2 separate regions of the Homo sapiens genome follow, and region 1 is linked to region 2. Evidence: chromatin contacts called from ENCODE Hi-C or POLR2A ChIA-PET data. All regions are on one chromosome and are shown on one strand. Each heading gives the region's core, a stretch centred on a gene start or an enhancer-like site at or near the end of the contact. The rest is flanking DNA. Distances are from core to core; before and after follow the strand shown. Region 1 has its middle 98 kb from the start of PDC. Region 2 holds the start of PACERR (PTGS2 antisense NFKB1 complex-mediated expression regulator RNA).

The links. Hi-C counts contacts between places; a loop is a spot of excess contacts on that map. ChIA-PET counts read pairs that join two places held with the same protein, here RNA polymerase II (POLR2A). Pooled maps may share reads with other maps.
Region 1: a map of mammary epithelial cell shows a loop between it and region 2 (14-fold over the local background). The contact joins the enhancer-like site here to the promoter of PACERR in region 2. A Hi-C loop is called at or near these places in 1 of 168 maps with a recorded cell type or tissue (mammary epithelial cell) and 1 of 50 pooled maps. POLR2A ChIA-PET finds 5 or more read pairs at or near these places in 3 of 52 experiments (Caco-2, MCF 10A and RWPE1).

Annotation. Positions count from the first base shown.
Region 1 is chr1:186,556,880-186,560,999 of GRCh38, reverse strand. No RefSeq gene overlaps it. Among named protein-coding and RNA genes, the nearest start is that of PDC, 98 kb to the right of the region's middle. Within about 2 kb of position 1,344, at least 2 of the 41 ENCODE cell types and tissues checked have a DNase peak (open chromatin) inside an H3K27ac peak, as active enhancers do; they include mammary epithelial cell, where a contact is called at or near this core.
Region 2 is chr1:186,679,225-186,683,102 of GRCh38, reverse strand. PACERR (PTGS2 antisense NFKB1 complex-mediated expression regulator RNA) reads right to left here and starts at 2,449. Exons shown (of 1, transcript NR_125801.1): 1 at 1,657-2,449. PTGS2 (prostaglandin-endoperoxide synthase 2) reads left to right here and starts at 2,680. Exons shown (of 10, transcript NM_000963.4): 1 at 2,680-2,864; 2 at 3,665-3,781. The coding sequence starts at 2,813.

The DNA of each region.
Region 1 (4,120 bases), core at 95-2,594, 120 kb after region 2:
AAAAATTTCCTGACTCCTCTGAGGTGGTTCTGGAATTGACACTCTCTCTTGCCATTGATGTGTAGCTGGTAAACATCTTATGAACAAGAGGGAGAATGAGTCTTAAACTAAAGCTTTACACTCTGGAAGGCAGAGAAGATAAAGGGAGATGTCAGGTCCTCAGTGATTTCATTGAGCTACTGAAACAAACCAACACTGAAGCTCACTTTACCTAGAACTTTCAGTATGTGCACCAATCAATAATCTTTATTGAGAAGATTTTTTAATGCTACTTGCAACTGAAAACAGCTAAATGTTATACCACATTTTACATTTTATATCTACTCATTATAGTTCTTCTTTAATCTCTCAAAGGTAAGCATTTTTTCTTTTGTGACTCTGAAATTTATTCTGTATTCTCCTATCAAAGTCCATACTACATTAATTTTTATTCTGCTTCTCCAGAATACTGAACACCTTAAGAAAAGGAGCTCTGAGTTTAGTATAAGACTGAATGTGTACAGAAACAACCCACTCTCTGTCAAAAAAATACTATTTTATTTGATTCAAGGTTCTTCAACTTCAGCACTACTGACATTTTGGGTCAGATAATTCTTTGTTGTGGAGTATCCTATGAAATGTATGTTTAACACCATCCTTGGCCCTGCCCACTAGATACCCATAACACCACCACCACCAAATGGTGTTAATAAAAAAATGTCTCCAGGAATTAACAAATGCCTTCTGGGGGATCAAATTATCATCAATTGAGTATGATTGACCTAAAATTATGCCCAAAAATTTAGATTTTATTACAAACATTTTGGGCTTTTAAGCCAATGGCAGTTTACAGAGGTTAATTCTTACAGGATCATACTATATCCAACCCTGAAAGTTGACAAGAGGGGCTAAGGATCCCACAAGGGCAGAGTATATCAGTTTCATGTGAAACTATTGGTTTGGTATGTAATAAAGCAGCGCTAGGGTAAACTCCACCTTTACTGGGTACAGGATGTGATCTCACACACGAAACCTGCTTTTCTCACAAACCAATCCCTCTCCAGTAACTTCCCATTCCAAAGAGATGGGTCACTTTCATCATTGGAAAAGGAAAGATCAAAAAAAGGATAAAATGTCTTATATAGTATGAATATTATACTCGGTGCCTGTGACAAAAGATCTTGTCACCAAACTTCTTTCATCACCTCATTTCTTACACATACCAGACCTAATCCTCAAATGCTTTCTCCTACCTTAGCGTGAGACCTTTCAAACTGTTACTAATTATAAACTTCTTCAGAGGCAAGATGTTTTCACTCAGAATGAACATGCAGGTACTTGAGCCCACGTAACCTCCTTGGCCTCAGGCAAGCAGTTTGCCTAAAATGCCTCTCAAATAGACAGGATGATGAAAACGGAAGCTGTGGAACTGAGTGAACCAAGCCAAAAATCTTGTTTGTATGATTAAGTTTTCTCTAATACATAAAGAATTCAGAGAAATGGTGTAAAATGAATACACCTATGATCTGAAATAACATAGTCCCTATCTTTATATCCAAAAAGTATTTGTATTTATACCAAATCACTACATGAATATGTGATTTTAGTAAACATAATCATAAATTTTTGGAGGTGAAAAATACAAACTATAGGCATCCATTTTGACTTTTCCCCTATGTGAAGTTAACACAATGTTTGTCCTTGAACCTAGATATACTTTTAAATATTAATTTATATATGTTGATTAAAACATTTATAAGACCTCAACTAAAATTCTTGATTCTGCACATAAGGAAATTAATGAAATCCATACCATTGTATATAAAATGTCATAATTAAGGTCATTAATATGATCAAGAATGGTAATGATGTATGGTATGGCTCATTTTCCCAGATACTCCAGGAAACAGTATAATTTGGGGCTATTGATGTAGTCATGGATGGAGCTCCTACATTGCCTTTATTAAAAAGAGATTTTACATTTTAAAAATAAGCTGATACCATAAATGAATTTCTCTAGAACCTGGAATGGAAAATTATAATGGGCATTTCCATGATATGGTTTATAGAAGGTAATATTCTTTAGAATTACCTTAGGGATTAGATATAGCAGGAAAAACAAACCATTTTCTGTTTTTCCTGTGCTACTCTCAACATAGCACAGAACACTTCTGTGGGTTTGTTTGTGTGCTTGTTTGTTTGCCAGACTGGCCAATTTTCCATCACTTTGGATAACTTGGCCAAAGTCACATAGCTTGCAAGAAATAAACCACATTCTTCCCATGAAGTAAGACAATCAGTATCTTGTCTATCAAATAGATTCATAATCTAGAAGGAATCATCTGGGTCCTTGCATTTCACTAAAGGAGGCACATCAAATGTGTAAGTAGCACAAAGCTGGAATGAAAGCTAAAAAAGTTTCAAATGAACTTAGCAAGCTAGAACAAATCAAAAATCAGTAAGATTAAATCATTATGAGAATAGATGTAATGACTTATTTATGTCTAAAAACCACAATTAAATGAATAATAAGTGATGGGTTGGGGCGAAACCCTATCTGTCAAGAATAATTATGAGCAGTTGCTACTGTCACTTTACTAAATATCTTAGGTGTCTATAGCATTACCTTCATCTATCAACCTAGCAACCCTAGCAGAAATAAAACTGATTTGTTTATCATGACCTGTTCTCTTGGTACTCATGCTGGATTCTAACTCAAAATAACATTACTTAAGTCTTCCTAAGCTATTCATTTAGTAATATATTCTAGAAAATGTTCCCAGGGATTAACGTGAATTTTACTCTTTAGAAATCTCCCAACTCTACCCTATTTCTTTAAAAAAAAATCAGAGCCACTCTTCTTCTCTAAACCTCTGCCATTCCTACACAATTTTCCAAAGACTACCAACAGAGAGCTTTATGGTCACATATCAAAGTACTTTCAGAAATCAGGGTGTAATTCCACTGGATGTATATAGTTTGAGTACAGTGTGAAGATATTAGCTATCTTACTAGTTGGAAACAGAAGAAAACTTAAGCACTGTTCAATATCCTTCAAACATATTATTTCATTTGACCCAATTATATCAATAGTCCAGTAGGTATTATTATTTCCATCTTAAAGATGAAGAAAATGAAACTTTCCATACACTCAGCTTGACTAGATCAAACATCTTTCCCTAGTCACATATCCAGTAGGACATAAATCAAACCCTGGTTTAATGTCAGACCCTATAATTTTTCCATTATTTTATACTGGCATTGCTTGTCTTAGTCCCCTTTCCCAAATTCCAATTTTCTCTTTATAGTCACCAATTAACACATATCAGCAGGTTAATGTAAATGCCATTCTCTTAGAAGAAGATGAAAGCAAAATAGCTTTGTTTTCTTTCTGTGATTGGTTAATTTTAGTTCTCCATCTCTAAATAGTAGATCTGTGTCTACCTAATTCTTCTTATTCTGAACATCACTAGCAAAATAAAAGACAAAGAAAGAAAGAAAAGAAAGAAGAGACAGAGAGTGGAGGGAGGAGGAGGGAGGGAAGGAGAGGGGAAGGAAGGAAGGAAGGGAGGGAGGTAGGGGGAGGAAGAGGGAGGGACGGAGGGAGGGAGGGAGGGAAAGAGCTAATACATAAAGAAATAAAAATTTTTGTTGTTTATCATTTTGCAATTCTTCATTGATTATGAACTCCAAGTTGCCACAGACATATCTCTTAAGTTCTACGTTATTCATGCATTTCTCAACCACTTATTTTTTGTCATAATTAAACCCAGAGAAAGAGTTTTTCTTATCACTTCCATTTAAGACATTAAATTTTCAGAATAAATTACACATTTTTATATATTGTACTTTTACTCTAATCATAATGACATATATCTGGTTAGTGGAAATCACCCAAAACACTATATCTTGTTTATATATAATAGTGTGTTTGAATACCTTAATACAGAAAGTCTGTTTCAACATCATCTTGAAAAGATTCAGCTCATTCAAAATATGTTTTTACTTCTAATAAAACAGGTAGAAGGCCAAGAAACCAAGAAGTGCTGGTGCTAATAGGAAATTTAGATAAGCTATTCACTGAGAAAAAATGTGTAATTTCTTAGTACAAACTTTCCCTTAAAATGTATTGATTTTTTGT
Region 2 (3,878 bases), core at 1,200-3,699:
TAATAAATATTTCATTTCTTTTCAACATATTCATGAAACAAATCTGAAATGAACAGTGCAACATGTGAATGTTTAGAACATTATAAAATTAAACACAAAATCTGTCTGGCAATCTTCCTAGCATCTTAGGAAAAAAGTTGACAAAATTTCAAGCAGCAGAAGGGGGCAGTAAAACTCAACAGAAAGCTCTGGAAGATTTTTAAGATTCTTCCTTATTTTCTTTTCATGTAGATTATTTCCCAACAAATTTCAGACGCTAATAGAAATTTTGTACAACAGATCCATATATTTGCCTAAAATAGACACAGAAACATTGAATATATGCAAACATGAGAGCTATAAGTTTTACATGATCAAACCTTTTTTTTATGGTACACAATAGTCACAGTACTTTTCCATATAAAACAGGTTTAGTGGTCTTAATTTAGTTTGGCACATTTAATACACTCCCATGACCAGCATCCCAAATGTACCTATCCGTTTTATTTTATTGTCTCAGAATTGTCAGTTATTTAATAAATTATGTAACTTTTTTCCTTATGCTCAGATTTGCACTTCTTTCTAAAACTCTGCCCATCCTTAAAGTCCCAGATTCTCCTTGAACTTTTTTTTTTGACTTTCCAAGTACATGGAACTCTTCACTCTATCCTGCTATATAAGTGACAGAATTTCCACTATGGGATAGATGGAGTTCAATTCCTTTGAGTTTAAAATAATCTAAATATAATTATTCCTTATGCCCTGTTTTTCCCTCACTTTTGTATCCAAATCTCTTTTCAGACAACAGAACAATTAATGTCTGATAAGGAAGACAATGATGATGATCACTTCAAAATGAATTCAGGATTGTAATGTAAAATTTTAGTACTCTCTCACAGTATGGATTCTAACATGGCTTCTAACCCAAACTAACATTAGTAGCTCTAACTATAAACTTCAAATTTCAGTAGATGCAACCTACTCCTTTAAAATGAAACAGAAGATTGAAATTATTAAATTATCAAAAAGAAAATGATCCACGCTCTTAGTTGAAATTTCATGTAAGATTCCATGCAATAAATAGGAGTGCCATAAATGGAATGATGAAATATGACTAGAGGAGGAGAAAGGCTTCCTAGATGAGATGGAATTTTAGTCATCCGTGTCTCATGAAGAATCAGATGTGTACACTAAGCAAAACAGTTAAAAAAAAAACCTCCAAGTGAGTCTCTTATTTATTTTTTTCTTATAAGACTTCTACAAATTGAGGTACCTGGTGTAGTTTTATTTCAGGTTTTATGCTGTCATTTTCCTGTAATGCTAAGGACTTAGGACATAACTGAATTTTCTATTTTCCACTTCTTTTCTGGTGTGTGTGTATATATATATGTATATATACACACACACATATACATATATATATTTTTTAGTATCTCACCCTCACATGCTCCTCCCTGAGCACTACCCATGATAGATGTTAAACAAAAGCAAAGATGAAATTCCAACTGTCAAAATCTCCCTTCCATCTAATTAATTCCTCATCCAACTATGTTCCAAAACGAGAATAGAAAATTAGCCCCAATAAGCCCAGGCAACTGAAAAGTAAATGCTATGTTGTACTTTGATCCATGGTCACAACTCATAATCTTGGAAAAGTGGACAGAAAAGACAAAAGAGTGAACTTTAAAACTCGAATTTATTTTACCAGTATCTCCTATGAAGGGCTAGTAACCAAAATAATCCACGCATCAGGGAGAGAAATGCCTTAAGGCATACGTTTTGGACATTTAGCGTCCCTGCAAATTCTGGCCATCGCCGCTTCCTTTGTCCATCAGAAGGCAGGAAACTTTATATTGGTGACCCGTGGAGCTCACATTAACTATTTACAGGGTAACTGCTTAGGACCAGTATTATGAGGAGAATTTACCTTTCCCGCCTCTCTTTCCAAGAAACAAGGAGGGGGTGAAGGTACGGAGAACAGTATTTCTTCTGTTGAAAGCAACTTAGCTACAAAGATAAATTACAGCTATGTACACTGAAGGTAGCTATTTCATTCCACAAAATAAGAGTTTTTTAAAAAGCTATGTATGTATGTGCTGCATATAGAGCAGATATACAGCCTATTAAGCGTCGTCACTAAAACATAAAACATGTCAGCCTTTCTTAACCTTACTCGCCCCAGTCTGTCCCGACGTGACTTCCTCGACCCTCTAAAGACGTACAGACCAGACACGGCGGCGGCGGCGGGAGAGGGGATTCCCTGCGCCCCCGGACCTCAGGGCCGCTCAGATTCCTGGAGAGGAAGCCAAGTGTCCTTCTGCCCTCCCCCGGTATCCCATCCAAGGCGATCAGTCCAGAACTGGCTCTCGGAAGCGCTCGGGCAAAGACTGCGAAGAAGAAAAGACATCTGGCGGAAACCTGTGCGCCTGGGGCGGTGGAACTCGGGGAGGAGAGGGAGGGATCAGACAGGAGAGTGGGGACTACCCCCTCTGCTCCCAAATTGGGGCAGCTTCCTGGGTTTCCGATTTTCTCATTTCCGTGGGTAAAAAACCCTGCCCCCACCGGGCTTACGCAATTTTTTTAAGGGGAGAGGAGGGAAAAATTTGTGGGGGGTACGAAAAGGCGGAAAGAAACAGTCATTTCGTCACATGGGCTTGGTTTTCAGTCTTATAAAAAGGAAGGTTCTCTCGGTTAGCGACCAATTGTCATACGACTTGCAGTGAGCGTCAGGAGCACGTCCAGGAACTCCTCAGCAGCGCCTCCTTCAGCTCCACAGCCAGACGCCCTCAGACAGCAAAGCCTACCCCCGCGCCGCGCCCTGCCCGCCGCTGCGATGCTCGCCCGCGCCCTGCTGCTGTGCGCGGTCCTGGCGCTCAGCCATACAGGTGAGTACCTGGCGCCGCGCACCGGGGACTCCGGTTCCACGCACCCGGGCAGAGTTTCCGCTCTGACCTCCTGGGTCTATCCCAGTACTCCGACTTCTCTCCGAATAGAGAAGCTACGTGACTTGGGAAAGAGCTTGGACCGCTAGAGTTCGAAAGAACTCCGTGGATATTCCAGCTTTCCCACAAGCACTGATCATTATGAGCCAGTTACTTAACCGATCTGAGACACTCTCACCTCCTAAATAGGGATAGATGATACTAATTTGCAGGTTGTCATTATGATAAGACAGGATCTGATCAATATATGTGAATTGTTTATATTTGGAACCTTTTTATTGAGTGGAAGAAGTTGTTTTAAATATTCTAGTCAGTTCTTTCCTGCTCCCAGGAAAGCCCGGATTATGTTTTAAGATAAGCAAAATGTCTTAAAAGTAAGCTGTTTTACTTTGAATTTTTCCCTAAATGTTGATTAGTGTACTAGATCCATTTTAATTTGGAAAGTGAAGTGCTACTTATTTGAACTTCTTAAAAATGCTAATTTTAACATCTAAAGAGTTAACTAAGAAAAGCTTAGTAACATGATGTACCAAGTTGAATATGCTGTTATCCTTATTTAGAATAGAAAATTGGTATTTCTACGTTTTATCCATTCTAAGGCAGGTTAAAAAATTGTATTTCCATGACTACCTATATATTTCTTGAATTTATTATTGTAAAGTTGATTCATAGTCAAACAATTAAATGTTTAAATTAAGATTAAGACACTAGAGAATGATTTATTTGCTGTCCTTTAATTGCAGCAAATCCTTGCTGTTCCCACCCATGTCAAAACCGAGGTGTATGTATGAGTGTGGGATTTGACCAGTATAAGTGCGATTGTACCCGGACAGGATTCTATGGAGAAAACTGCTCAACACGTAAGTTTGTCCTTTGGTTGCCTCATTAGGAGTGGGGCTGGATACAGTTATCATTGTATAGATTTGTGTCTTATAATGAGTCCCATTAATTTCTCCC